Regions from separate parts of the Homo sapiens genome. Here all the other regions are linked to region 1. The links are chromatin contacts, found by Hi-C or POLR2A ChIA-PET in ENCODE. All regions are on one chromosome and are shown on one strand. Each heading gives the region's core, a stretch centred on a gene start or an enhancer-like site at or near the end of the contact. The rest is flanking DNA. Distances are from core to core; before and after follow the strand shown.

Region 1 (6,529 bases), core at 2,942-5,441:
TTCAAATGACCCTAAGTTATTACCCTTTCTCTGGCTTCAATCTTCTTGGCCCATCGTGTGGCTGCCCATTTTGTATTGATGTCTGCCTTCTGCCAGGCTTGTCGGACATACTTCTGGTGGGCACTAGAACGAGCCAAGACCACAGATTAAGAAATCAGCTTTGAAGTCACTCATTATCAAAGACACTTTCTTTGTTCCTTGAAAAGCACTCTTCCTGTTACACAACACCTGGTACACTATGTATTTTACTTATTTTTGTGTTCAGTAAGCCAGAATAGGTTATTAACTTCAAGCATATTTTAATCAAAACTGTAATCCAGTCCCTTTTTTTTTTTGAGAGAGGATCTTGCTTGCCACCCAGGCTGGAATGCAATAGTATGATCATGGCTCACTGTAGCCTCAACCTTCTAGGCTCAAGCCATCCTCCTGCCTCAGCCTCCCAAGTAGCTGGGACTACAGGTGCATACCAGCACACCCAGCTAATTTTTATATTTTTTGTAGAGACAGGGTCTTGCTACGTTGCCCAGGCTGGTCTCCAACTCCTGGGCTCAAGCAACCCTCCACCTTGGCCTCCTGAAGTGCTGGGATTACAGGTATGAGCCACTGCACCCAGCCCAGCCCATTTTATGAATTTAAAAACTACCTCTTGACCAGGCGCAGTGGCTCACACCTGTAATCCCAGCACTTTGGGAGGTCAAGATGGGTGGATCACCTGAGGTCAGGAGTTCAAGACCAGGTTGGCCAACATAGTGAAACCCCATCTCTACTAAAAACACAAAAATTAGCTGGGCGTGGTTGCAGGTGCCTATAATCCCAGCTACTTGGGAGCCTGAGGTTGCAGTGAGTCAAGATTGCGTCACTGCACTCTAGCCTGGGTGACAAAGTGAGACTCCGTGTCAAAAGAAAAAAAAAACCCTCAAAAAAAACACAAAAAACCCACCTCTGACTATATATAATTCCACTCGGGCAGTGGACGTGTTGAAAACCATTCTTTTTTTTTTTCTTTTTTTGAGACAGGGTCTTGCTCTGTAACCCAGGATGGAGAATGCACTGGCGCAACGTTGGCTCACTGTGACCTCTGCTTCCTAGGTTCTAGCAATTCTTCTGTTCCATCCACCCAAATAGCTGGGGCTACAGGAGTACACTACCACACTGGGCTAATTTTTGGACTTTTAGTGGAGACGGGGTTGGCTAGGCTGGTCTCAAATTCCTGACCTCAAGTTATCTACCTGCCTTGGCCTCCCAGAGTGCTGAGATTACAGGTATGAGCCACTGCACACATCCGAGCCATTCATTCTCGTAACAAACAAGGTAATTAATATTAACTGTTAGGCTTTTTTTTAAAAAAAAATTTACAGTAACAATTTGTGGCCAAACATCCTAAAAATAAAATCCAGGGTGTCCAGGGATCCAAGGCAGAATTACAAGAGTACCTAGTGAAAAATCTAAGTTACCAAGTATTTTCTACTGCTTTGAACTTTGACAAGTATCCTCAAGCTTCACCCCTAATTGGTATGTCACAGTAGTAGCAGCATGGCTATGTTCACTCGAGGTTGTTCAAGTGGCATGTTTTCAACTACCAGTACTTCAAAATCCATTATGTGTTAATACACGTCCCACAGTGCCTGTAGTGCTCAGCATACAGTAAGTTTTTTTTTTTTTTTTTTTTTTGAAACGGAGTCTCGCTCTGTCACCCAGGCTGGAGTGCAGTGTTGCGATCTCGGCTCACTGCAAGCTCCGCCTCCCGGGCTCACGCCATTCTCCTGCCTCAGCCTCTGAAGTAGCTGGGACTACAGGTGTCCGCCACCATGCCCGGAATATTTTTTTTTTGTATTTTTAGTAGAGACGGGGTTTCACCGTGTTAGCCAGGACGGTCTCCATCTCCTGACCTCGTGATCCACCCGCCTCGGCCTTCCAAAGTGCTGGGATTATAGGCGTGAGCCACCGCGCCCGGCCAACATACAGCAAGTTTTTGACTATTTTTTAAAGCATGCAAAATTACATGTTCCACTGCAACCATCATTGTGGGTTGAATTAACTGTATAGCAACACACTAAAGTGTTTTAATTTTCATGTCAAAAAAGAACTGCTATTCACTGCCTCACTTAAATGTAAGCTAGGGATAAAACCTCTTATATTAAATACTGTGTAACTGACACACACTGAGAGCTTATCTAATGATAGCTAGTAGCAATAAACACAAGACTTAGTATTGTTGTTTACTTTAAGCTAAAAATTTGGCAGAAACCAGAAGAAAAGAAGATGGCAAATCTAAACAAAGGCAAAGCCCTAAACTACCAGGATAGAAAAGTGACCTCAAGGCATTTATTTTATTTATTTATTTTTGAGACAGGGTCTCACTCTGTCATCCAGGCTGGAGTGCAGTGGCATGATCACGGCTCTCTGCAGCCTCGACCTCGCTAAAACGATCCTCCCAACTCAGCACCCCCAAGGCCCCCCTACCTGGGATTACAGGCGCGTGCCACCATGCCCAACGAATTTTTTTTTTATTTTTTGTAGAGATGGGGGTTTTCGCCATGTTGCCCATGCTGGTCTTGAAACTTGGGCTCAAGAGACCCTCCCACCGTGGCCTCCCAAAGTACTGGGATTACAGGCATGAGCTATCACGCGCAGGCAAGACATTTTAAAAGTAAATAATCCCTGTCTACTTCTATGATGCAAATCCCTCTTCAGGATGGCTCTGAATCTTCCGTATTGTTTACTCCAAAACAAACTTTTACTAGCATAAACAAATCTGGGGATGGGAGGGAGGAGTGATTAGTGGACAGTTACCTGTGCGGAAACTTGAGGATGAAATCAGTGAGCTGCATGCACTTGAAAGGCATGGCCTGTCTCCTCACTTGAGTGCAAGGTCCATCGACCAAAGCCTAGAACACAAACATCAAGAACTTCAGTGCAAAATCTAACAGCAATTAAAATGGTCAGATGGTTCTGTAACATTACTTATCCGTTCAGGGCCATCAAACCCACACTACTATTTTAATAAATTGCTCAGAAAAGACAAGGATTGTCCTATCTGGGTTATATATATGTATGTCTTTTGCTCAACACAAACATTTCTCCACATCATTAAATGCTCCTTCTTAAACTATATAGTACCCCATAGAAACCAACCACATGTAATTTACAGGCAACTTTAGGACTCTGATCCCTGCTGATTTATAGTCAGTGGTCAACTCCTTAGTTTGCTTGTTTCAAATACACAGCAGTAAATACAAAAGTGCTTTCTACGTGCTGGATCTGTTCTAAACTCACTTTACGTATAGTAACTCATTTAAAACTAACCAACGTTTCAGCCTATAACTGGCTCTAGCTTAAGTGGCTAATACTGAAATTCAATACTAATAGCTAACTTCAGGCTGTGCTTAAAACCCGTACCATTACCTGTTTCCTCAATGGTAAAATAAAGCGACTACCCATAGCATCCTCATCTTACACAGCCATCGAGACAATTCATTATTGCCATCTGCAGGGCACATGTCCACTGCCATGTTTAGTAAAAAGTTGTGACACTTACCCTGTTCTGATCAATAACATCTACAATCGCGACCAATTTTCCGGCATGAGGTCCAAAGGAGACATAGGCCACCCGGCCAACCTCCACGAAGCGCCTGAACACCTAAAATTGGAGGAGAAAGGACAGTGAAACTTACTTAGAAATACTCGCTACATATGTCACCTTCTGCAGCTAAAGACAACATGGTTAAATTCAGCGAAAAAGAATGCTGCAGGGAACAAACGCCCGAGAGCCAGGCGCCAACCTGGATGGACGAAATCAGCAAACGCCTCAGTAGCTTAAGCCCGGTTCCCAACGCCCGCCAGCTCCCAGGTCCGCAAGGCCCACACGGCAGGACAAGGCTCTCGGACCACGAGCCGCATCAGCCATCCAGCTCCAGCGGCGGAGGCGCGCACGCGTGGCCCAAGGCGCGCCAGGCCTGCCGGGCCCTCCACGCGCTCGCCAGCGGCGAGTCCGGGAAGGGCGCGAGTCCGGGAAGGGCCCGATTCCGCTGCACAGCCGGCCCGGGGACCCTCACCATGCGCTTCCCGGGACCCTCTGGGAGCCGTTTGGCGCCTCAGCTTCCCAGCGGAGGTGGAGGTCGAGCGGCATGGTCGACGGCCCCGGAGCCCGCAACAGTAAGACTCACCATGTTGGCGGCGTTAGGCGAGAAGGAAGAAGACCCGCCCAACCCTGCGCATGTGTAGAAGAACGCACCGCCCCTGCGGTAACGAGTCACCGACGTGAGCACCGATTGGTTGGTGCGTGCGTGCGTGCGTGCGTACGCACGCGCTCGCAAGCTCACTGGGAAAACATGGCGGAGTCGGCTGGCGTTAAGTTGCTTTTTGGCAAAGTTGGGCGGCGAGATTGTTTTTGGTGATTTGGATTAGAAAGCTGCAGGAGGGTCATCGCTTAGTAATTTAGGGTTAAGAGTACAGAAGCTATGTCTTCCGTTGGTCGCATGCCATTTGAGTTCCTTTTTATTTCCTCGAGTTTTATTTGTTGGTTATTCATGGCTAGGTCTGTTCGCTCCTCACGTTCTCTCCTAATCTCAGTAACTTTGTTAACCTTTCATTTTCAAGTAATTCACAGTTACAGAAATATTGCTAAACTAGTACAAATAATTCCCACAAACCCTTCTAGATTCCACAAATGTTAACGTTTTGCATGTGCTATATCATTTGAAAGGAAATTGCCGACATGATGTCCTTCTATCGCTACATTTTTTTTTTTTTAAAGACGGAGTCTCGGTCTGTTGCCCAGGTTGGAGTGCAGTGGCGGGGGCTTGGCTCACCGCAACCTCCGCCTCCCGGGTTCAAGTGATTCTCCAGCCTCAGCCTCCCAAGTAGCCGGGACTACAGGCGCGCGCCACCATGGCCGGCTAATTTTTTTGCATTTTTAGTAGAGACAGGGTTTCACTATGTTGGCCAGGCTGGTCTCGAACTCCTGACCTCGTGATCTGCCTCCCTCAGCTTCCTAAAGTGCTGGGATTACAGGCGTGAGCCGCCGTGCCTGGCGTTACATTCTTTTATAGAGACAGGGTCTCCCTCAGTCGCTCAGGCTGGAGTGCAGTGGCGCGATCATGGTTCCCTGCAGCCTCTAACTTCTGAGTGAAGACGATCCTCTCGTCTCGGCCTTCCAAAGTGTTGGGATTACCGGCGTGAGCCACCATGCCCAGCCTATCTATACGTTCTTAAAATGTGTATTTCCTAACAACAGAGAGATTCTCTTATGTCATCAGTACACTTATCAAAATCAGGAAATTGATATTGCAATAGTACTATTATCTAACCTTCAGTCCTTATTCAAATTTATAAGTTGTTGCTCCTATGTTCCTTGGAGCAAATGGGAAAAAAAATTGTTTTTCCAGGCTCTTGATCTAATGGAGGATTACAAATTGCAATTATTTATCAGGTCTCTAGTCTTTAACTGATAGTTTTAGATTTAACTGTTAAATTTGTAACATGGGTTTGTTGGAGTTTTCCTCATTGGATTCAGATAGTGAATTTTTGGTAGAAATGCTATGTCCTTGGTGCATCACATCAGAATACATTCTCTCTCTCTTCACTCTCTCTCTCTCTATATATATACGCACACACAAACACTTTTTTTTTTCTTTCTTTTTTTGAGATGGACTCTCCCTCTGTCACCCAGGCTGGAGTGCAGTGGTGCGATCTCGGCTCACTGCCACCTCTGCCTCCCAGGTTCAAGCAGTTCTCTGCCTCCCGGGTTCAAGCAGTTCTCTGCCTCATCCTCCCAAGTACCTGGGATTACAGGTGCCTGCCACCACGCCCGGCTAATTTTTGTGTTTTAAGTAGAGACAGGGTTTCACCATTTTGGCCAGGCTAGTCTTGAACTCCTGACCTTGTGATTCACTTGCCTCAGCCTCCCAGAAGTGCTAGGATTACAAACGTGAGCCACTGTGCTTGGCCACACACATATACATTTTTTCGAAGAGATGGGGTCTGGCTGTGTTGCCCAGGCTGGAGTGCAGTAGCTATTCACAGGTCTGATTGTAGCCTGCTACAGCCTTGAACTCATGGGCTCAAGCAGTTCTGCTTCAGCCTCCAGAATAGTTGGGACTACAGGAATACACCACCACACATGGGTTCCCAATATTGTGGTGGTATTTTATTCTTTAGATTTTTACCCAGGCCAGTGCAGAGAGGTGTTACCTTTTATCACTTGATTAAGGTGATGATCTTTGCCATGACAGTTCCCAGATGTATTTCAAGCCTTTCCTCTAAGCTCTATGCCAGCATATCTTCCCTGAGACTGCTCTAGCAGCCTCCTAAATTCTGTCTTTAATCTGTTCTCTGCTCAGCAGTTAGAGGGATCTTTTAAGTAAGTAAATCAGATCACATTATTTCCTGTTTTTAACAGTTCGATTGCTTTTCATAATATTTGGAATAAAATCTCAACTTCTTACTCTGGCCTTGTATCATATGCTTTAATACCCAGATACACCTTATGCCATCCCTCCTTCATTGTGTTGAAGCCACACTGGTCTTG
Region 2 (7,366 bases), core at 1-2,500, 770 kb before region 1:
TTCTACATCATTTGTATTCTGCATGGTACGTACAATAGCAGACACCATCTGAGGAGAACGCATGATAGCGTGTCTGGAAGCTTCCTTTTTAGAAAGCTGATGGACCATAACTGCAGCCTTATTAACCACCACCTGTAATACAGGAATTCAGAAACATCGTTAGTTTTCAAGTACTGGTATTGGGTAGACATTCTGAAACTACTCCCCTTGAGCATTTACTTCAAAGCAGACTAAAAAGCTAGCTATGTCATTGCTTACCTGGTCCTCGTCATTTAGCAGTTTTGTCAGTTCAGGGATTGCACGTGTGGCAAGTTCTGCATCATCTTGATAGTTAATCAAGTTTACAACTGCATGTTTCAGCATCTGTGATGGTTCAGCCAAACGCTGGACATTAGTGGGATGAGCAGCATCAAACTGTGTAGATGGGATCTGCATGCCCTCATCTAATGTCTCAGGGAACATAGCAGCTCGTACCCTCTGAGCTCGAGTCATTGCATACTGTCCATCAATATCTGGAAAAGGTTAATTCAACACTCACTATCCACAGTTCAGCATTTACCTAAGTATTTGCTATCCTAAATGGTAAAAGTGACATTGCTATTACTCTCTTTTCTTCACCACAACATTTTATTTAAACTATTATACACTAACTTTTTAGTTCTCAAAACTGCATTCTGACTTTCAGTAAGGCAATGAAAAATAATACTCTTACCAGCTACTTGTTCTTGAGTGAAGGACTGAGAAAATCCCTGTTCCCACTCATACAGGACTTGGGAGGTATCCACATCCTCTTCCTCAGGATTGCCTTTACCACTCAGAGAAGGAGCTGTGGTAGTGGCACCAGAATGGATTCCAGAGTCCAGGTAAGACTGTTGCTGCCAGTGACTAACAGCCGCTTTTCTGTCTGGTTCCATGGCCATGTCCAACTCCATCAAATCAGCTATAAATACGAAACAGTATTAGCATTAGTAGATTGGAAATGTTACTTTAATTTAAAAAAAAAGAATCTGTGATATGACCCATTGAAATATTTTTAGAAATAAAGTCAAATCTGAAAGACAGCCAAGAAAAGCAGAATGATAGCCAGGGTTAGCTCAGTGATGAAATACCTAATCCCTTAGGGAACCACCTAACAGTTACTCACTGAATCAGTGGAAGAATGGTACTGCATCCAGGCTCCAGAAGCAGTCATCCAGACTAGATTCCTGCTGGTGGCTTGTTTGCTATTTCACCAAGCCATTAGGAGGAGTGAGCAGAAAATGGAGCAAAAGGTAGCCTGACAAGTAAGCAGGGAGAGAGGAAAGCAGGGGGATCTCAGCCAGACTGGCTTAATGGCAACGAAGCAGAGCCCCAATTCAGTAACTAAAGATTTAATGACACAAACCTTGAGTAGCCATTGTCCACGCTGGATTTTCAAAACAGTTGTATGGTATACTTCAAATACCCTAAAAAAAGTTAATCAAAAGTCATTAGGATTTAAATTTAGCTTGATTAATACTCCTAAGTCACTGGGATACCTGTTAAATGTCACTATTACACCCACAAAAAAAACCCATATCCTCTTTTACCAGGTTAGTGAAACGCAGACCTCATGGTCTCCTCCAGACACCTCAACCACAGCTCCATCACTGCTGAACTTCAGTGAAAACTCCTCCTTACCAAAAATGTCTTTTTATTAATAGTATAAATATTAATTATAGATATTCAGGATGGTGATGAAAAAGCACAGAGTTGTAATAATAAAAGCCAGGGAGGGGAAAACACTATTCAAAAATCAGCTGCTCTCTGAATTCCTAAAGGTCTCTCCTTTTTTAACCTTTCACAGAAAAATTCACAGATCCCCTTTGGATAACAGAGGTACAGTGGGATTTTAAAAACTCCACATTTTCTTTAACAAGTTGTTTTCTGATATAGTGCCATCAAAAATTATTTTTCATAAAGCAAATTTTGGTGACTAGAATAGCGAATTTTAGATTTTTTGGTACAAAGAAAAATTACTTTTCAAATGAAAGTTTGCAACACAAAAGCACCTTTATTAGTAAAATTTTTCTAAGTTCAAATTTACAGCAATGATTTATTATAAATACAAATATTACCAATATGGATACATATTTTGATCAATATTTTAAAAATTTATATAAATCTTATCATCTAATTTGTCCGTATTTTGCCTTTATTGTGCAATATTGAAAAAAACTGCATCACACAGGGAACTACTTGCAAATTAGAACAGTTTAAGGGCTCATGGCCTCTAGATATTTCTAATAACACGATTTCCTTTATTACAAAATCTGTCCCAAACAAGTTCATCTTGAACTATAAATTAACATATTGGGTATGTAAAGATATGGAATAAAATATTTAAGTGTGAACTATGTTTTGTTTTTTTTTGAGACAGAGTTTTGGTCTCTTGCCAAACCAGGCTGGAGTGCAGAGGTGCATACTGGGCTCACTGCAACCTCCGCCTCCCAGGTTCAAGTGATTTTCCTATCTCAGATGTGAGCCAACACCTGGCCTTAGTTTCTATCTTTTGACTGTCTTTAAAAGAGTGGCTATGTAACTACTTCACCACCTTTCTGAAAAATTGGTTCCCCACTCCAGCCTCCAATGTATTTCTGCAAAAGGAGACTCCAAACATGTTCTACACTGAGCTTCTCCTTTGGCCAATGTCAACAGACTCAGAAACCAACTGGTCATGTCTATAGGCTATATAGCTATTTCAGAAGTGCTTTGATACATCCGGCTTCCAGGAACATTTTTTTATAGTACTGTTTTTCCTTGTTGTTGATGCAAAGGCAAAACATTTACGCATATTACTGGGTAAACTCTGTGTGGGCTGACCTAGTAACTTGACCGCAATTTATAATGATTTCATTTTTACAATGGAAAAAAGCAAGTTCATGTTCCAAATTTACAATAGCCATTTGTACACTGGGACTTCCCAACATTACATATATATTTTTTAGCTTTTAAAATTTATGCAACATAAATAAAAATTCATCTTGCTCTTCACTGCAACCCTATGAGGTGAAGGAGGGTAAAAACCTATCAGTAGATAGAGAAGTAAAAACAAAGGGTAGAAATGGGGATCTAATTAGGTAACAGCATAGACTCACTCACCTTGTACCTGCTCTGGAGGCAGATCCACATATGCCAAAAAACTGAGCATTAACTGCTAAAGAAATCAAATAGACTGCCAAGCAAGACCTAGGGCAGAACCCTGCTCCGGAAAGGAAAAGGAAAGCCTTCCTCTTTCTTTTTCTGGCCTGAGCCTTTGGACTAAGGGCTGTCTCTCCTCCACCACACCCTGCCAACCATTAAGGGCCCAATTCTAGTGCTCCCAATTAGCCAAAACTTACCAATCACTTCAGGAAAATTTTTTTTTAAAGCAACGAAAAAACTGACTCCATAGAAACTGAGATAAAACTTGAAACTAGGGATAGGGTGGAGAGAGAAACAGAACACTTCAATTTAGTATCTCCATAAATACTGGAGAGAATAAATAAAAACAAAAAGTTGAATAGAAACTAAAATTGAGAAAACTGCCTAGAGTACAAAAAAATGACAAAGACAAAAAATACAACAGAAGAAATCACGATCAATTCAGGAGATCAAAGGTCCAACCAGTAGACATTTCAGAAAGAATTATGAAGAAACAAAAATGATAAAATCCACTAAGTACCAATCAAGAGGGAGGAGTGCTTAAAAATTATGAAGTACAATCATGCACTGCATAAGGACATTTCAGTCAAGATGGACTACATATGCTACAGTGGCCCCACAAGATTTTAATTCTGTATTTTTACTGGATCTTTTCTATGTTTAGGTAAACAAGCCAGGCGAAGTGGCTTGTAATTCTAACACTTTGGGAGGCGGGTGGATTGCTGCAGCACAAGAGTTCCAAGACCAGCCTGGACAACACAGCGAAATTCCATCTCTACAAAAAAATGTTAAAAATTAGCCAGGTGTGGTAGTATGTGCCTGTAGTCCTAGCCACTGGGGAGGCTGAGGCAAAGAGGATCACTTAGGAGTTCAAGGTTATAGTGAGCTATGATCACACCAATGCATCCAGCCTGGGCAACAGAGCAAGACCCTGTCTCTTAAAAGAATTTAAAAAAAAAAAAAAGGATACATAAATACCACTGTTTCAACTGCCTATAGTAACACGCTATACAGCTTTACACCCTAGAAGCAACAGGCTATACTATATAGGCTAGGCATGCAGTACACTATGCCATCTAGGTTTGTATAAGTACTACGCTAAATGTTTCAAGACACAGATTATCATTAAACTACAGACTACATTAGAATGCTGTGTTTTCCAACAGCTTTATCACCACCAAGTGATGTTTTGACAAAGAGGGGGCTAGCCAACTTCTCATGTATTTTCCATCCAGTCTAATGCATCCATGCATCTTTTTTTTGGCAATATGAACATAATACTCTTTCCAACTACAAGGATACTTCAAAATTCACCGTGCTATTTCCGATTTTAACCCTATAAATGTCTCCAGTCAAAGTCAATGGGAGAAATCTTGCCACAACTAATATATAATAGATTTCACACTGAAGTTATTTTTCCTCTTCCCATCAGGACAGAATTATCTTAATTACCTTAGTTTTCAGTAAGTTTGAGTATTATTAACTAGGAGTAAATCTGCTACATAAAAATATAAAGCAGACATATTTTAAAACCACAGTTTTATACTAGCAATTCATAATTCACTTTTCCAATAATCAAGATCCAAAGAATTATTCCCCGTTTTAAAGTTAGAAAGTGCTACTCTATTTCATAAGCATGATAAACTTTTGATACACCTTCAGGGATTTTTAAAAAGTTCTTAGTAAAATTTGTAAATCTAAAAACACATGCATATGCATTTTCATTAACTGTCACCAGTAATACTTTGCCATCTAGAAAATGTATGCAATTTCCTCAAATCTTCCTGTTTTAACACACTTCATGCAACACTAACATTTTAAGTTACAACTCACTCCAGGTTCTTTTCTGCTTTCTTCCTTCACAGCTTTCTTCGGGGAGGGGGGTGGGGTGGGTGGGTGAGGGTGTGGGTGTGGGTGTGGGTGTGTGTGTTCTCAAGGTGTCTTGTCATCCTCGAATAGTCAATAAGCATCAAACATCAAATGACCCTTGGTCCTCCAAACACTAAAATGTATGCCTTTGGTACTGTCTTTAAATAGGTACACAAATGGTTATTAGAAGTATGAAATCTTCTCAGGTAGGAAACAGAAGGTAAATGGAAAAAAAAAAGAAATAGGAAATCTCTTTATGGCTGGGAAAAATTAGTATGTTTCCAGAATGAGCTGTTCTTCATAACTGTCTTCCTTCCTCAGCCATAAATATATGCCTCAAATAAATTAATATTTTTATTTATCATCTCCATCATATGAGTCCACCACACAGTAAATGATGACATTTTGGTATGTTTGGTATATTAAACTCACTGCTATGTATTTTTAAAAATAAAAATATAAAATTCCTTGTGAAGACTATTATAAAATATTATCATCTGGATTGTATCGTATGTCTATACTATAAGCTACCTCCTCCATTCTGAGCTTGTTCTTCCCCATTTTGTCTATTATTCCAACAATGCTGCAATAAACACCTTTGCATATAAATAATTCTCTTAATTTCCCATATCACCAGAAGTTCTAGAAACACTGTTACTGAGTTTAAGGGTAAGAATTTTAAGTCCTTTCATGCATAGCTCCACAATACTGACAGATCATAAACTGAGATAATTTTCACAGAACATATTGAACATGCTGCCATCTTACCAAGGGCTTGTCAGCACCAGCTGTTATCTGACACAACTTTTAATAGATATGTCCACACATCTAACATACATACCATCACCCGCCCATCCTACAGGGTTTTAAATTCCAATAAGTTCATATGCTTATTTATTTGCTACATGTAATGTAGGCTTTTGGCTTGCCAGATTTTTGATGTCATCCTTTTATATTTTTGTGAAGTACATGTATACAGTATACATAAAAAGCCCCTTGATAGTCATTGATATAGCACATATAGGCCAACTGGATGTCTTAGAATATAATTTTACTGTTTAAAATAATTAGATTATGGTAACATCCTTTGCATGTGTGATTTATTGTTAGTCTCACCAATGAGTAACTCCACACAGCATCTTTGATCAGTAACATAATCCTAAAATAAATACTGGTACTTCAGGGGAAAAAAAAGACAATGTTTTTAAACAATCTTTCACTCCATCTCCAAGAACATATTATCACAAAAAGCAGACTGTTTTTCTCCAACTTATATTAACATAAGCAGCCAAAAAGACTGATAATGTTAAAGCACAGCTATCTCCTTTAAGATACATCCTGAATAGGCTTTATCTCAGAGGCACATTTTCTAAATAATTTTCACAGAATATACTGAATTTCCAAAATATAATTTTATACCAATTAAGTTAAAAAACAGAACAATGCTTCATATAGTTTATGAAGTAAAAGTATGCAAAGAATATACACTAGCTTCTTAATAGCGGGCTATCAATACAGGAGGCCTGGGGGCAGCAAAGGGAATAGGATGGAAAAAAGTATTAAATATGGCTGCAATTCGGCAAGGTGTGGTGGCTCACACCTGTAATCCCAACACTTTGGGAAGCCAAGGCAGGTGGATTGTCTGAGTCCAGGAGTTCAAGACCAGCCTGGGCAACATGGTGAAACCCTGTCTCTACTAAAAATACTATTTTTAAAACTTATTTAAAAATTGGCTGGGTGTGGTGGCATATGCCGCTGTAGTCCCAGCTACTTGGGAAGCTGAGGTGGGAGAATCATCTGAGCCCAGTGTCCTGCGACACTTTTATACCCATTTTATGTGGATTTTATAGTATGATAAGGCTGAACAGAAAACAACTCTTAGTTTAACCAAATTTTTAATAAAACTGGCCATATCACAATTACATACAAAAACTATTTTCCTATACACAAATAGGACAGATTTCATTCATAACAGTAAAATGAGATACATACGAGAGTAAATGGGAAGATATGTCTTGTTCTTGATTTAAGAAGAACTATAAGGAGGAACCAGTTCCATCACATTTATAATGTTATCATTAAGATAACATTATAAATCAACAACCACAGCAATTCAAGTATTGTATTATTAGGAAAGAAATGGGTAAGAGACTGTAGTAGGCAGAAAAACACCCAGATATAATGTGGCAATTTCATAAATGAAGAAGGTAATATTTCAATTAGTGGATTACTTGATTAAAAGTATTAGGAGAAATGGGCTTGTAATTCCAACTATCATTTTTCATCCTTATTTTACATTAAAATTAAACCTATATTCACCAAATATTTACACGTA
Region 3 (7,366 bases), core at 3,120-5,619, 660 kb before region 1:
TGCTTGCATCTGTTTGCTGGAAGTATTCTCTGCAGACAGTGTGCACAAGCCCAAACAGCCAGAGAGTTCATGCCCTCCTCCCAGTAGTCCTCCACCAAGGGTTAGCAGGAGTTGGTAGAGAAATATTCCAGCTCCTTCGCCCTTCTTGTGTAATAACTCTGAGGTGTGTTCTGTACTGACTCCCAGAGTTGGCCAGGGGGATTAAGTTCCAGTTGCCCACAGTGTTGCTTGACAACAAACCCTTATTGGCTCCTTCCCTCCTGTCTCACTTCTGACTCTTCTACAGGTGGTCCTAGGAACTCCTCAAATAAACTACCTCCACTGAAATCTTGGCTTCAGGATCTGCCTATGGGGGAACCCACATTAAGATGACATATGCACGGTGTATATTAAGGAAGCATCCTGTCATTTGCATGACAAGATAAGCCACCTGGCTTACCTCATCTAGGGTGGGAACGAGCTGCTGTCAGTGGAGGCACAGTCAGCTATGGTGACTGCCCCCAACCCCTCTCCATTTCCACTTTCTCGGGCTGCCTTCTTCCCCTGGTATTTGTCAAATACCACCCTTGACTCTGGAGCCTGAGGAAGGGAAAGATCACATCAGAAGTTGAGCTCAGGCAGGGTCTGCTTAACACAGGCAAGACTGATGGAGAAGGAATCCATGGCTCACCCCTTTTCAGTCATTTCCTTGCAAATAGCAAGGAGCAGCTTCACATTTTTTTTTTTCGGTCTAATCACTAAGAACTCCCCTCTGGTGGATACTTTTTTAAGAGCATAATAGAAGGTGTGATATCTTGTGAGAGGCGCCAGAATCACTTGGAGAATGGCAGCTCTGGGATTGAACGAGGAGGTGATAAGTTCCTGGGAATATTAAAGATTAACACCAAATACTTTGTTGCTATTTAACTGTCTGACAATTCATGTTGCTGAAGCGGAAACAGAACATTTCTTTCCCTCCCTTCTGTTTATTCCTTCTCTTCTCTGTTCTGGGGATTCAGAAGCTGTGGATGTCAGATGCCAACTCCTTAAGGGCTGAAATGGTTTTATATAATAACAGAGGCGGGGGCCTACAAAATGAAGAAAGAATCTAATTCAGTGCTTGGGCTGAAATGGGAACTGGAAACGAAGGGGGAGCATTCTTAAAAATAGCTCACTCAGAGAGAAGAATGCAGCTTGTCTCCCAGCGGCAGGCTCAACCCTTGGGTGAATTATAGGAACCTACTGTAGGCCTTGTGCGTTCCCTTTTGAAATGTTGATCGTGGCTAAAAGGAGGTGGTTGAATGGAAGGCTGCTGGTGACTGATGCTCAGAGCAGTTCTTGGCACTGGACGAGGCTGCCAGGCCTCCATTTGCAACCTACACAGGCAACATGCCACTGGGACACATATGCCTCGTTCCCTCCCACTAATTATGTATGCATCTCCTATTGCGGGAACTCCAAACCCTTCACAGAGGCACACACAAGTCTCTAAAAAGGGATGAGGAAGGAGCCTTTGGGAGCCCAGGGAAAGGCGGGGGAGAGTGAGAGAGAATGAAGGGAGAGCAGTAAGACAGGAGATAATGATGTGGCACCTTCGGGACCCAGTGGCCCCGGGAGACACAAAAAGAGGAGGCTGGGGAGTGGGGAGAAGGAGGAGAGAGAGACCAGATGGGGATAAGAAGCCCGCAGGGATAAGCGGAGGGAATCCAGACAAACAGAAACAGAAGGAAGGAGGAGGATTGTCGATGGGAGGAAAAGGAGGCAGTCATTTCCTTGCTGGATAGTAAAGGAATGGGGCACAGCACCCTTCACCCCTCCCACAGGCTGCAAATAATTCCTTCTTCCTGTGCCCCAACCCCACCCTGTGTTTATAAGAGGAGCCATGCTTGATTCTGTTTTGCAGTCATCTTTGCTTCTAGCGGACAACTCCTGGGAAAAGTTTGGAAATCTTACAATTGTTGCAGGCTTTCACTGCAGTCTTTCAGCTTGTCAAGTGGTCACTTAGCAGATGTGCTAGGTTCATCAAGGGATCTCTGGGTCAGTCCTCTTCTGCTCTCTGGAAGGTTTGCCTTTGAGTGATTACCAGTCCACGTGCCCCATCTTTATCTCCTCAGACTCCACCAATCTGGACAGGGTCCCCTAATGGTTTCTTCCCTGGTCTGAGATCCCTGAGAAAGTGTGCAGGCAGGCAGACAAGGCAGCCTACAGCCCTTGCTGTAGCATCTTCCAAATTTAAACCAACAAGGAGGAGGAAGGGAAGAGGGCAAGAGCTTTGTCCTGCATTCCTGGTAGCCTGTATGGCACCACCATGGAGGCTCCTGCTGTGCTCTTGGCAGCTGCCCATCTCCCATGGCACCTTTTATTTCCATATACCTGCTGACCTCAAGCATGCAATTTTTTCCTTTTTAAGAGACAGGGTCTCACTCAGGCTGGAGAGCAGTGGTGTGATCATAACTCACTATAACCTCGTACTCCTGGGCTCAATCCATCCTCCCACCTTAGCCTTCCAAGTAGCTAGGACTACAGGTGCAGGCCACCATGTCTTGCTAATTTTTTCATTTTTAGTTTTTTTGTATTGATGAGGTCTCATTATGTTGCCCAGGCTGGTCTTGATCTCCTGAACTCAAGTGATCCTTCTGCTTTGGCCTCCAAAATTGTTGGGATTATAGGTATGAGCCACCACAAGTGTGCAGCCACATGTCTCTCTCTGCCTAGGGACTTTGACCTGGGAGCAGCCCTAAACCAATGACTGGTGTGCAAATGCACCAGCTTCCTTGTCCCTTGGATGGCACAACTCTGAGGCATGTCCTATCCAGTCTCCCAGAGAGCCATCATGGGACTGAGCCCAGTTGCGCACAGAGGCATCTTGATCAGGAACACCCCCTGTACTGTCCTTTCCTTCCCCGTCTCACTTTCCTTACTATCCTATTGGAATTTCCTGGGATTACCTCCCAAATAAACAATGTGCCTTCGAACTCTAATCTCCTGAGGGCACTAGCCCAAGGCAGGGGCTGTGTGGTTGGAGCAGCTCCTCCCAGATCACGTGAGTGGAGGGGACGTGAAGGGCTGTGTCACCAAGGTGTTAGCACTTCACAAACGAGGGGCTATTTATCATCCACTGGTTGGGGTTTGGGTTTCCTAGAGACCACTCAGACAACTTGCTGGTGTTTCCACAGTGATGTAGTTTGGATATTTGTCTCCACCCAAATCTCATGTTGAATTATAATCCCCAGTGCTGGAGGTGGGGCTAGTGGGAGGTGTTTGGGTCACGGGGGCGGATCTCTCATGGCTTGGTGTAGTCTTTACGATAGTGGTGAGCTCTTGTGAGATGTGGTTGTTTAAAAGTATGTGGGACCTCTCCCCTAGCACTCTCTCTCTCTTGCTCCTGCTCTCACCATGTGACGTGCCTGCTCTTGCTTTGCCTTCTGCCATGAGTAAAAGCCTCCTCAGCCTCCTCAGAAGCAGATGCTGCCATGCTTCCTGGACAGCCTGCAGAACTGTGAATCAATTAAACCTCTTTTCTTTATAAATTACCCAGTCTCAGGTATTTCTTTATAGCAATGCACGAATTGCCTAGTACACACAGAGACTGGCAGGAGCTACCTTAGGTAACAAACAACAGAAAAACAAGAAAACAGTGGGAAAAGAATATGCACAGTAACTTTTGCACGTTGACGGACATACTTTGAGAATTAACAACCCAAATCGAGTGAAAAGCCTTTAAAGCAAAGTATGGGCATGGAGAGAACTGACCTGGCTGACTCTGACCCTTCTCAAACTCTGATCTGTGACGTGGATGCAGGCAATAGAAACATGGAGTGTGGCTGCCTCTGACCCCAAGGAGAGTGACCCTGGGGTCTTAAGAGAGGAGTTGTGGTGTCTGGAAAGAGTCTGATCATTGGAGGAGACAGGCTAGGGTGGAGTCCCTGCTCCCCATGCTCTAATTGTGTTTACCCTGAGAAAAAGATTTAACTTCTCTGAACCTCAGTTTCCCCATCTGTAAAAGGGAGGCCATAAAACCCCACAGAATTGTCATGAAGATTAAAAACAACATAATGCCTGTCTGGCAGCTAGTATCAGTCAGGCTTCCTTTTCTCTTTTCTTTGTCCTTTCAGGGAGCCGTACCCTTGGCCTGACTGAGGCCAGGTTTAGGGGAAAAGGAAGCGTGTCTCAAGTGCCCCGGCCACAAGGTCAGGCATTGGGTTGGCCGACTACCCCAGCTCCCCACATGCAGCCAGTCTGCGTCAGTGGGCGTGGGAAAGAGACGTAAACGCTGAAGGGCACTAAACACGAGTTAGACATGCCATTCCGCACCACCAACACATTTCAAAAGTGCACATCACAAGGCTCTTGTTGAAGCCCTGGCGGCCAGCCAGGGTCAGACCACAAAAGGAAGTTGTTTCCTCGCTGGAGCTGCTGGGCGGCTGGGCGTGGTCAGAGCGCCACATCATTGCAGAATGCAGGGCTCTTTGGTGACTTCCTGTCCTCCCATCCATTTTTTTCTCCTATGGGCCCTGCTGCACTGCCCTGGTAATGCCCCAGCCAGCCAGAAAAGTCAGCATTCACCTGACCTTTCCCTATGTCACAGAAATGGAAGGTCTGTGATATTCACATGGGCCCTGTTGCAGTGGCCACCACAGCCTTCCAGGCCTCTACCTTGGCTTTTTCTCCCCTTGGAGTATAAGGAAACGGTTATTTTATCCACAGTTGGTAGCAATCACATTTCGTCTGTATCATTGAGGTCTGAAAGGCAGCCACGGGCCCCAGAGGTGGCAGAAGGTCTGTGATGCAGCTGGAGTAAGTCAGGCCTCGTTCCCAGCAGACAATCTGCAAATATTTATTGAGGGTCTGCTCTGCACCCAGGGCTGCGGGGCACACAGAGACGCCCCGTGTGAGACAAGGAGCTTGTGTTCTGACTGGGAAGGCCAGACTGACACACAGGAAACCAGGGGGTCCTGTTGACCCTGAGCTATGCTTTTAATGCACGATTGTGTGGTAAGGTGTAGGCCAAATACCAAGACATTGGTCTTAGGCTCCGTGATCTGGTGCATTCTCAGAATCTGGAGAAGATTGTAGAAGTTAATCTTGTTTTGCCCAGGGGCTTTCCTCCAAGCAGCACTAAATCCACTAAATCCCCACATGGTCTCTAGCCCCTTTTCTCTCATTGGTCTTTTTGCCCTTTATCTTTAACTCCACTTAAGTTTTATTCCTTCAAACTAAGACTATAAACATTCAGAAATTGTTTGCACTTATCAATTAGTCCTCAAAAATACCTTGCAAGGGACGTCCTGCTATTTTTCTTTTCCAGAGGAGGAAACAGGCTGAATGTGATAAGTGGCACAGCCAGGATCACAAAGAGGGTTGATCTGTCCTGTGTGGTCCCTAACTCTTAGGGTTCTCATAGGTGGGGTAGAACTGGAAAAGATGCTGGCAGAGTCAGCTCTGTGCTTGGGCTTGCAAGAATGTCAGTCCATGGAAGCAGGATCCTCAAATATCACATAAATAGACTCTAAATCCTAAGAAATGAAAAAAATGAAACTAAATTCACAATTCCTATATGCCTACCCACCTGAGATAGCTACCTATTTGGATAAATACCTATATATACTTTTGCATGCATTGAAATATTGTGACTCAAGTAATGGGACAGTAGAAAGTGCTTTTTAATTTATCTTTATTTTTTATTTGGAGACATGATCTCACTCTGTCCCCAGGCTGGAGTGCAGTGGTGTGATCATAGCTCACTATAGCCTTGAACTTCTGAGCTCACGCTATCCTTCTGCCTCAGCCTTCTGAATGGCTGGGACTACAGGTGTGTGCCACCATATCTGGCTAATTTTGTTGTTGTTGAGACGGAGTCTTGCTATATTGCTCAGGGAGGTCTCTAACTCTTGGGCTCAAGCAATCCTCCTGCCTCGGCCTCCCAACACTGGGATTATAGTTGTGAGCCACTGCTTTGCCTGTTTTTTTTTTTTTAATCTTGAGTCATTGAACTCTCATTGGTTGGACTATGTACTGACATTTGCACCTAGAACTAGTCTAACTCTTTTAGGGCTCCCTTAGTTTTACTCAGCCCATTTGCCATTCTTGCTCTGTACAAGACAACTTCTGTTGTTGGAATTTGAGTCCAGTGTATAGCATGTCTCTTCTCCACCTGGATTCTGAATCATTGAGGCAGATCTAGAAAGCCTCTGGATTGACAACGGAAAATCAGCATCCTCACCAGCAAAGCTGATGGTAGAGAATGAACCTTAGCTATGTGGCAACTGTGGATATCAAAATACCAAACTTATGATTAGACAGACTTACATCTCAAGCAGGCTTTGCTGAACCATTGCAGTCCTCCCCAGGTGGGGGCCGACCCTACATTTGGGGAGCAGGGAAGAATGCAGGTCTCCTGCAGGCTGCCAGAGCCCAAAGACACAAGAACTTCTCAGTAGCTTTTTTCGACCTCATCCAATCAGGGAAGAGTGCAGGGTGGGTAGAGGTCAGGGTTATTAAGCAGGTAAAGCCCCTTCCCCAAGAGTGCAAACCATGCCATAGCTACACGAACGACAGAGTCACTCTCCATAAGCACAGCCTTTCTAACCCCATGTAACTCAACTCTGGCTGTTTCGAAGACCTATCATTGAGTTCAGGGGTTGAAGGTCAATTTGTTGGTAGCTGCCTGGGGTTGTTCATTGGACAGGGATGAGAGGGTGGAGAAAAGGACCTTGACAATCTGTTGCAACATTTTCCTGCACAAAGAGGCCTAGTAATGTGCTCATTAATGGCACGGTGATTAAACCTGGGTTTAAGTCCTGGCTTTTTTCCTAATTTCCTTATCTATAGCATGGAGATAATAATTATACTTACTTTTTTTTTTAAACATGAATTTAATGAAATAATTTCCAACAAAGGCCTTAGCACAGTTCCTGGCACGTAGTAACTGCTTAATGAGTATTTGCTTTTATTACGTCCAGTGGAATGCCTTGTGCTGAGATCATCACGCTTCCGTAGAGCACCTGCCACTCCGTTTTCTTATTTGTACAATGGCAATGTAGTCAGCTCATGTCTAATCCTGAGCATGGTGCTGGACACACAGCATCTGTGTTAGTTAATTCCACCAGCAAGTGCCTTCCTGACTCAAAGCTGAGCTCTTTGTATTATACTAAGGGAATTAGTGTTTGGACTAGGGATAACAGCAGGGGATAATGTGAAGTTGCTGCTCAGTCATGGTGGGAGGAGAACCTGGGGCCTTGGAGGAAGAAAAACATGGTTCTAGCTGGTCAGTGATGAGCATGAAAAGGGAGATGGAGGCAGCCAAAGATAAGCTTCTCTGCTTTTCTACTTTTTTCCTTGCAGAGGGAACTTCTAGGATCCAGGTGCATCATGGATAGCCCCTGAG
Region 4 (7,366 bases), core at 1,300-3,799, 510 kb before region 1:
CCTTGAAGTCAGAAAGGGTTTGGTGTCACAGGGGAAGAAGGGGCTGGAATGTAAGTAGGGAAAAAGGAGTTTGAAGTGAGGCTGGTGACAGCTGGAGCTGGAGCCCGCAGGGATTTGCTGGCCCCATTAGAGTTTTGATTCTGTTCTGAAGCCATTGGAGGATTTAGACCCAAGGAAGGACAGTCTGCTTTGAGCTTTGGCAAGGCCATTCTGGCTTTCTTGTCAGAGCACAATAGAAGCCGGAAGGCTGGTAAGGATGTGATTTCAAGGATTCAGGTAGGAGGAGGTGGGGGCTGGGTCTAGGGAGATGGCCTTGGAGGTGAAAAGAGGTAAATGAATTTGGAAGCATAATAGGACACGGTGATGGACTAACTGTGGGAGTGAGAAGGAGAGAGAAACTCAGGGACAAATTCCAGATTCTCACCTGAGCAACTGGTGGATGCTCGGTGAGAGGAATGGGTTATAGGTTTCATTTTAAACAAATTAAGTTTGAGATAATATGATATATCCAAATGTGTGATATCATCTAGTGAGTCTAGAGCTAGGAAGTGAGGTCTGGGCTGAAAATATACCTTCGAGACTTGTCAGCATTTGCACGATATTTAAAACCACAGGCCAGCTCAGTGTGTAGGGCTCCAACTGACACCCTATTCTTATTCTCTTTTTTGTGCCAACTGGCCTAGAATTTTAATAGAGCCCTGGCTGCCCTGCTGACCCCAGCATGTTCATGCTGCGTCTACAGTGGCCTATGCCAAGGGGTGGTCCCTGGGGCACACCAGACCTCCTCTTCTTCTCTACAACAGTCTTGTGTTAGCAAGGCCAGTCCAACATGACTGGCACCAGAGCCTTACACTATAACACCTTTCTTCTTGGAAAGGCCCCAGGCACCAAGCGCTGTCTGTGAAGAAGACTGGAGAGCCAAGATGTAGAATTAGGCATGTGTGTGGGCTGAGGGCCCAGTGCAGCACATGGAACTTTGTAGGTGAAGTTTTCTGCTTTCCCTGGTTCTAGATCTTTGTATCTCAGGTCCTAGGCTCTTCCCAGTTCTGGAAGATCCCAGTGTCTTTCTCTGAGCTTCCTTTTCTTTTAGAATTGCATGTTCAAGGACCTTTAACAAATACTCAACTCCCTTAACATTTTTTTTTCTAATTTCATCTAAATGTTCACCTAAGCTGTTCATTCTCTGTCTTCTAGAAGTTAGTGAAACAGAATTATCAGAACCAGGCTCTCTTTTGGATGCAGTTGGTGTTTCTCCAAGGTGCTTATTACCTGTTACGGTTATTGCATGCTGGGACTGAGGTATAAACACTTCTGCTCAGGAGACCGAAGGCAGGTTAGGGGAGGCTGTAGGTACCTAGTTGGTAGAGTTTGCTGCAGAATCCTGGAAACAATATTTGGTCTAGGCTCAGACAGCTCTAGTTCAATGCCAAGATCTGCCTGGTATTAGCTGTATGGCATAGGACATGCCATTTATTGTTCCTTCAGTTTCTGCATCGTAAATAGTGATGATTTCAGGATTGTTGTTAGATTATGAGGAATATGGGAGAGTGCTTTGTACACTGTAAACACAATTACAAATGTAGTATGTTTTTCCTGTGCACACTCAGCAATTTGTATGATTAACTCTTTTGCATCTCTGCTTCTCCCTGTTGCTCTAGTTTGTTCACATCCAGGGGGCTAGATCAGACAAGCCTACACAGCTAGTAGCAGGTACGAGGAGGCATCGGATTGTGGCAGCTTCTTCTCTCCAAAGATGCCTCATGTCATTGTGCTTTCAAGGAAAAACAGCAAAGTATTTTTTTCGTTTTTTTTTAATTGGTATGTTGATATCTACTGGCGTACATTTTGTGTAACAATAGGCAAATATTAGGATTGTTAAGATGTTAGAGTAGGGAGAAGGATGCAGGGAATAGAGGACAGAGATAAATTTTACAGTTTGTGAAGATATGCGTGTTCACATCTTGTTTTGTTTTTCCTTTACCCAAACAAATAAATAAGAAAAACTGCCCACTTTGCTCTCTTATCTACCCTTCCTGTGTTCTCATTGGGGCAGAGCTCTGCTGGGGAAGGAAGCGGCCACAACCCCAGGCATTTACTACCTGTTCTCCCCACCTGCTATTTGAGAGAAGTTTTCAAGCTGAAGTTCGTACAGCTGCATTCACTTGGACATGAATATCTGGGAGTTCACGGGTTTGTCTGCCCCTTTGGCCTGAGAGAGCTGGGCGGAAGCCTCCTTGACGTCTGTGTTGACTCTCTGTTTCTCTGGTTTTTCTCTGGCCCAGTTTCCTGTTCACCTCTGTCCTCTGCTGTCTGGTAGGCTTGACTCATAGGAAACCACAGCCAAGTCACCTAGTGGTCTGAGTCACTGACCTTTGGAGCATCTCTTTCTTAAAAAACAATAAAGACAAAAGTAAGTGCCTAAGTAAGTACTGCATTTTGCAATAGATTTCAGCTAAGTATTGCACTGAACGGTTAGTTCTGGGAAGTCCCCACTTGTGACTTATTTTTGGCAACTGTGCTATAAGCAAATCATTTTATCTCCTAGCAACCGACTTCCCTCTTCCCTCCCTCCCTCCCTCCTTTGTATCCACAAGTGTTTGCTGAGAACCCTTTGTGTCCAGGCACTACATTAGGTTCTGAGCACAAAATGAAGACATAGAATGGTCCTCAACAAGCTGCTGATGCCCATAAGAAAGAGGCCTGCAAACATGTGTAAACAAGTGTGACAAGTTCACCGGCAAGGGGCAGCACAGGGTGGCACTGAACTCAGCCTCGGTATTGCCCTGACCACATGGCTGCATGTGAGCATGCCAGGTGAGGTGAGCAGGAGAGATGTTCTAGGCAGCGTTGGATGATTCTCTGTCACATTCCTTTGTGGTCAACTGAATTGCTCTCTTCAACTGCAGCTTTCACTGAGGCCACTTGAGGTTGCACAACTCCTTCCAGACACAGGTGAGCTCCACAGAGGGAGGATATGGACAAGGGGCTAGATTGGAAGGAAGATGGAGGAGAGTGATCCTTACAGCCCTGACATCGGTCAAGGGAGGCTAATAGCAGTGACCTTCCCCATCAATGTCATGTGGACTGGACAGCAATGACCAGGTGATCCATTGGTGGGGAAGTGTCCCCACAGGGACAATGGGGAACAGTCTATTCAGAAGGGACAATATGCTCGTAGCTGATGCTTTTGGCACCCTGTAACAAATCCCCTCAGCACACCTATGATTTTGTCACAGATCTGGTAGAGAGTGCAATGTGGGTTCCCATGACAATGCCCTCTTGAAACATGAAAAATGCTTCCCTGTTTTTTTGCCTCAAAGCCATCTCTGAAACTGGGAGCCCAGTCAGCCCCCAAGCAAGTACAACCTGCAAGTATGGAGAGGTAACGCCCTAGGAGCCATCTCTAACCAGTGAAGAATGAGAGCCAGTAAGCAAGTCTAGCCACTCCTCTTTTGGAGGGAACATTCTAGAAGGCATTCTGCACACTTGCCAAAGGTCACAGAAGAATTGAGCCCCTGTTGCCCAAAGCAGCAACCTTAATGATGCACACTCAGTGGCTTTTCATTCTTCCCTGTCTCACTCTCTCCCTTTTCTTTCACCTCTGCTTTTTGGGATCTCCTCCCAAATAAACCACCTGCACCAAGTCCTTGTGTCTAGTCTCAGGCTGTGATTTTAAGGGAGCCCAAACTAAGAGAGCAATATTATTAAAATTAAAGTTTTGAAATGAAAAGCATTTGAAGGTCCACTAGCAGTCTCCTTAAAATACCACCTACTACCTTTTGGTATTACCATTTATACCTGAGCCAGAGGAAAGGAGAATTCCAAAAAAGGCCTTAAAAACCCTCTGACCCACAGGAAATAGCTGCCATCTAGTCAGGCTGGGCAAAGGGCTTAGTAATACAGAAAGTGAAAAGGGGCTCATGGGGGCCTTAGCAGGGTGACTCAATTTAGTGGGTGAGAAGGAATTCTTGTTTAACTTAGGGGAAAACTACTGGGTAATATTCTTTTCCCTAGTCATAATGGTTACATTAAAAAAAAAAAAAACCCACATCGCTAGAAGGGCTAATGGTTAAGAAAAGATTGGGACAATGAGGCTCTATATGAACTAAAACGCTTATATTGTTACATTCATAAAAGCATGTTGAATTAAGAAAATAACAGGAATTTTATAGTTTGAAAATGAAAATAAAAGTTAATAGACACAAGGCTTCAAGATGGCTGACTAGAGGCATCTGGTACTTGCTTCCTCTGCAAAGAACTGAAACAGTGAGTGGATAATCACACTTAGAATAGATCATCTAAGAGGGAACACTGGAATGCAACAGGAAAGCGATAGGAAACACCTAAAGCAAGGAAGGAGAGGAAAGCAAGGCAGCCTGATTGGCTAGGAGTATGGAGAGGCTCTCCAATGCAGGAAAAGGGTAAGTCAGAGACCCCCAGTGGTCTGCATTCCCAACACAGACTCCTGCAATCCTAGCCACGAAAGAACCTCTTGACCACCAAGGCTGAAGTGCAAGCTGCTGCACATTTTCATGAGCCCTGAGGATAGACACTCCCACCTGCCACTGCCGCTTGGGGCTGAAATACATGCTCCCCAGCCACCTGCCTACTGCTTCTGCCACTCAAAGCAACCCTTCCCTCCCTAGGAGGGCTGCAGTGAAGCTGCTGCCACCTGCACTCATGTAAGCATTCCTCCAGAGCCTGAAAATCACCCAACCCCTGCCTACCACAGCCAGCACCTGCATGTGCAACCAGGTCCTCCTGGCCCAGCTTCACCCTCTCCAATGCCCAAGCATGCTTCCCGGGGGCCTGAGGATTACCTAACCCCATCCACCATCATTGATACCTAAGCACTCCTCCAGAGGGCTTGAGGTTGAGCCCACCCAATGTGTCACTACCACTACAGCTGGCACCTACCCACACATGCCACATATGGGCCTGGGGACTGGCCCACCCATCCTGTTGCAGCCACCCGCAATACCAGTGCAGGCTGCTCAGGAGCCAGACAGTTGTTCCACCACTGATACTGCCATTGCCCATGTCATGCTTGCTGTTCAGGGTCTGAAGCCTACTCACCCATCCACCAGGTCCATGATGGCAACTACTAGCACCTGAGCAAGTCCTCAAGGGGCCCAAGAATTGACCCACCTGAACCTGTGAACACTGATGCCAGTGTATGCTGCCCTAGGGCCCAAGGACAGGAATGCTCAGTTTGCCACTGCCATTGCTGAAGCCCATGGACTGATTTACCTGGTGTTTCCATCCTCAGCAAAACTTCACCACAGCCTCCATTAACAACTGCACCCTAAGCCACAAATACCACTGAATGCTGTTTATAGCCAAATAAACCATATGAAGACCACACTATTGCAGGCACTCAGAATCAAAGCCAAAGTGCCCTACCCAGCTAATACCATAGACACACGTTCAGAAAAAAGTCCTCCCCTACAAAAGGAAATACAAAAAGTTGGTAGAAGTAACTATTACACCAGATGCACAGATAATGTAAAGAACACAAGAGACAGAAAAAAGCAAGGAAATATGACACCTCCAAATGAACACAAAAATTCTCCAGCAGTAGATTTCAATGAAAAAAATTTATGAAATTCTGGAAAAAGAATTCAAAATAATATGATTAAAGAAACAGTGAGGTATAAGAAAACACAGATAAATAATATAAGAAATCAGGAATGTGATTCAGATTCTGAATGAGAAATATACCAAAACAGATAGCTACCATCAAAAAGAACAAAATTTTAGAACTGAAAAACTTTGCATTGAATAAAATGCGAAATACATTTGAAAATTTCAAGAATAGATCAGATTGAACAGGAAAAAAAAAGTCAGAATTAAAGACAGGACTTTTGAAATAACCCAGTCAAACAACAATAAAGAAAAAAGAATGAACAAAGCCTACGTAACATACAGAATACCATAAAGCAATCAAAAAAATTTCTGGTTTAGAATTTCTTAGAATTTCATATTGCCTTGCTTTTTCATGTTTCTTGTGTTCCTACATTTTTGTCTGTGCGTCTTGTGTAACAGTTACTTCTTCCAATTCTTTGAATTTGCTTTTGTAGAGGAGAACTTTTTTCTGAAGATACATATGATGTTGATTGGGTAGGGCTCTTTGGCTTTGATTCTGGGTGCATGCAGTAGTATAATCTTCATATGATTTCTTTGGCTATAAACAGAAGGCAAAGAGGAAATGAAAGGGATGGAAGACCTATTTGACAAAATAATAACTGAAAACTTCCCAAGTCTAGCAAGAGATTTAGATATTGAGATACAGGAAACTCAGAGATCCTCAAATAGATACAATTTAAAAAGATCTTCATGGCACATTATAGTCAAACTGTCAAAGGTCAAAGACAGAGTATTCTTAAAACAGCAAGAGGAAAGCATCTAGTCACTTATAGAGGAACTTGCTTCAGACAAACAGTAGATTCTCAGCAGAAACCTTATAGGACAGGAAATAATAAAATGATATATTCAAGTGCCAAAACAAAATAAACCTGCCAGTCAAAGATACTATACCTAGGAAACTTATTCTTCATAAATGAGGGAGAAATAAAGTCTTTCCTAACAAGCAAAAGCTGAGGGAACTTATCATCACTAGACAAGCCCCAAAAGAAATGCTTAAGGGAGTCCTACAGCTGGAAGTCAAAGGATAATATCTACCATCAGAAAAATAATGAAAGTATAAAACCCACTAGTAGAAGAAACTCACAAATAAAGAAGGGAAAGAATTCAATTGTTACCACTATAGAAAACCACAAAATCACAAGGATAAACAATAAGTAAAAAGAAAAGAATAAAAGACATATAAAGCAATCAGAAATCAATTAATAAAATGATAGGAATAAGCCATCACATATCAAAAATAGCCTTGAATATAAATAGATGATACAGTTAAAAGATATACACTGACTGAATGGATTAAAAAATGACCCAACTATATGCTGCCTATAAGAAACTCACCTCACATGTAAAGACACATAAAGTCTGAAAGTAAAGGAATGGAACAAAGATATTCCAAGCAAATGGAAACCAAAAGTAAGCAGGAATAGCTATTCTTACATCAGACAACAGACTTTAGGTCAAAAACAATGAAAAGAAACAAAGAAATCTATTATATAATAATAAAGGGATCAATTTAGCAAGAGAATATAACAATTCAAAACAGAGACACACCCAAAAATGGAGCACTCAGATATATAAAGCAAATATCATTAGATCTAAGGGGACAGACAGACTCCTATACAACAATAATAGGGACTTGAACACCCTACTCTCAGCATCAGATAGATCATCTAGACAGAAAATTAACAAATATACATTGAATTGGAACCACACATTAGACTAA

What was found. A loop is a pair of places that touch in the nucleus more often than their neighbours do. ChIA-PET counts read pairs that join two places held with the same protein, here RNA polymerase II (POLR2A). Pooled maps may share reads with other maps.
Region 2: a loop to region 1 is called in a map of ascending aorta, with 3 times the contacts of the local background. The contact joins the enhancer-like site here to the promoter of RPL14 in region 1. A Hi-C loop is called at or near these places in 2 of 168 maps with a recorded cell type or tissue (CD14-positive monocyte and ascending aorta), 1 of 37 single-sample maps with no recorded cell type and 4 of 50 pooled maps. POLR2A ChIA-PET finds 5 or more read pairs at or near these places in 5 of 52 experiments (CD4-positive, alpha-beta memory T cell, IMR-90, OCI-LY7 and 2 more).
Region 3: a loop to region 1 is called in a map of CD8-positive, alpha-beta T cell, with 10 times the contacts of the local background. The contact joins the enhancer-like site here to the promoter of RPL14 in region 1. A Hi-C loop is called at or near these places in 3 of 168 maps with a recorded cell type or tissue (CD8-positive, alpha-beta T cell, HepG2 and naive thymus-derived CD4-positive, alpha-beta T cell) and 12 of 50 pooled maps. POLR2A ChIA-PET finds 5 or more read pairs at or near these places in 1 of 52 experiments (A673).
Region 4: a loop to region 1 is called in a map of prostate gland, with 4 times the contacts of the local background. The contact joins the enhancer-like site here to the promoter of RPL14 in region 1. A Hi-C loop is called at or near these places in 3 of 168 maps with a recorded cell type or tissue (ascending aorta, prostate gland and thyroid gland), 5 of 37 single-sample maps with no recorded cell type and 12 of 50 pooled maps.

Annotation. Positions count from the first base shown.
Region 1 is chr3:40,455,001-40,461,529 of GRCh38, reverse strand. It overlaps RPL14 (ribosomal protein L14), which reads right to left and starts at 4,191. Exons shown (of 6, transcript NM_001034996.3): 1 at 4,056-4,191; 2 at 3,539-3,640; 3 at 2,794-2,888; 4 at 24-123. The coding sequence starts at 4,058. RefSeq lists silencers at 2,398-2,692, 3,906-3,955 and an enhancer at 4,098-4,392.
Region 2 is chr3:41,218,100-41,225,465 of GRCh38, reverse strand. It overlaps CTNNB1 (catenin beta 1), which reads right to left. Exons shown (of 15, transcript NM_001904.4): 2 at 1,385-1,445; 3 at 713-940; 4 at 259-512; 5 at 1-132. The coding sequence starts at 1,397. Among named protein-coding and RNA genes, the nearest start is that of CTNNB1, 22 kb to the right of the region's middle. RefSeq lists an enhancer at 1-1,058. Within about 2 kb of position 1,250, at least 3 of the 41 ENCODE cell types and tissues checked have a DNase peak (open chromatin) inside an H3K27ac peak, as active enhancers do; they include ascending aorta, where a contact is called at or near this core.
Region 3 is chr3:41,114,559-41,121,924 of GRCh38, reverse strand. No RefSeq gene overlaps it. Among named protein-coding and RNA genes, the nearest start is that of CTNNB1, 81 kb to the left of the region's middle. RefSeq lists enhancers at 4,243-4,372, 6,493-6,787. Within about 2 kb of position 4,369, at least 13 of the 41 ENCODE cell types and tissues checked have a DNase peak (open chromatin) inside an H3K27ac peak, as active enhancers do; they include CD8-positive, alpha-beta T cell, where a contact is called at or near this core.
Region 4 is chr3:40,966,819-40,974,184 of GRCh38, reverse strand. No RefSeq gene overlaps it. Among named protein-coding and RNA genes, the nearest start is that of CTNNB1, 230 kb to the left of the region's middle. RefSeq lists a silencer at 2,532-2,581 and enhancers at 1,874-3,073, 4,912-5,412. Within about 2 kb of position 2,549, at least 29 of the 41 ENCODE cell types and tissues checked have a DNase peak (open chromatin) inside an H3K27ac peak, as active enhancers do; they include prostate gland and thyroid gland, where a contact is called at or near this core.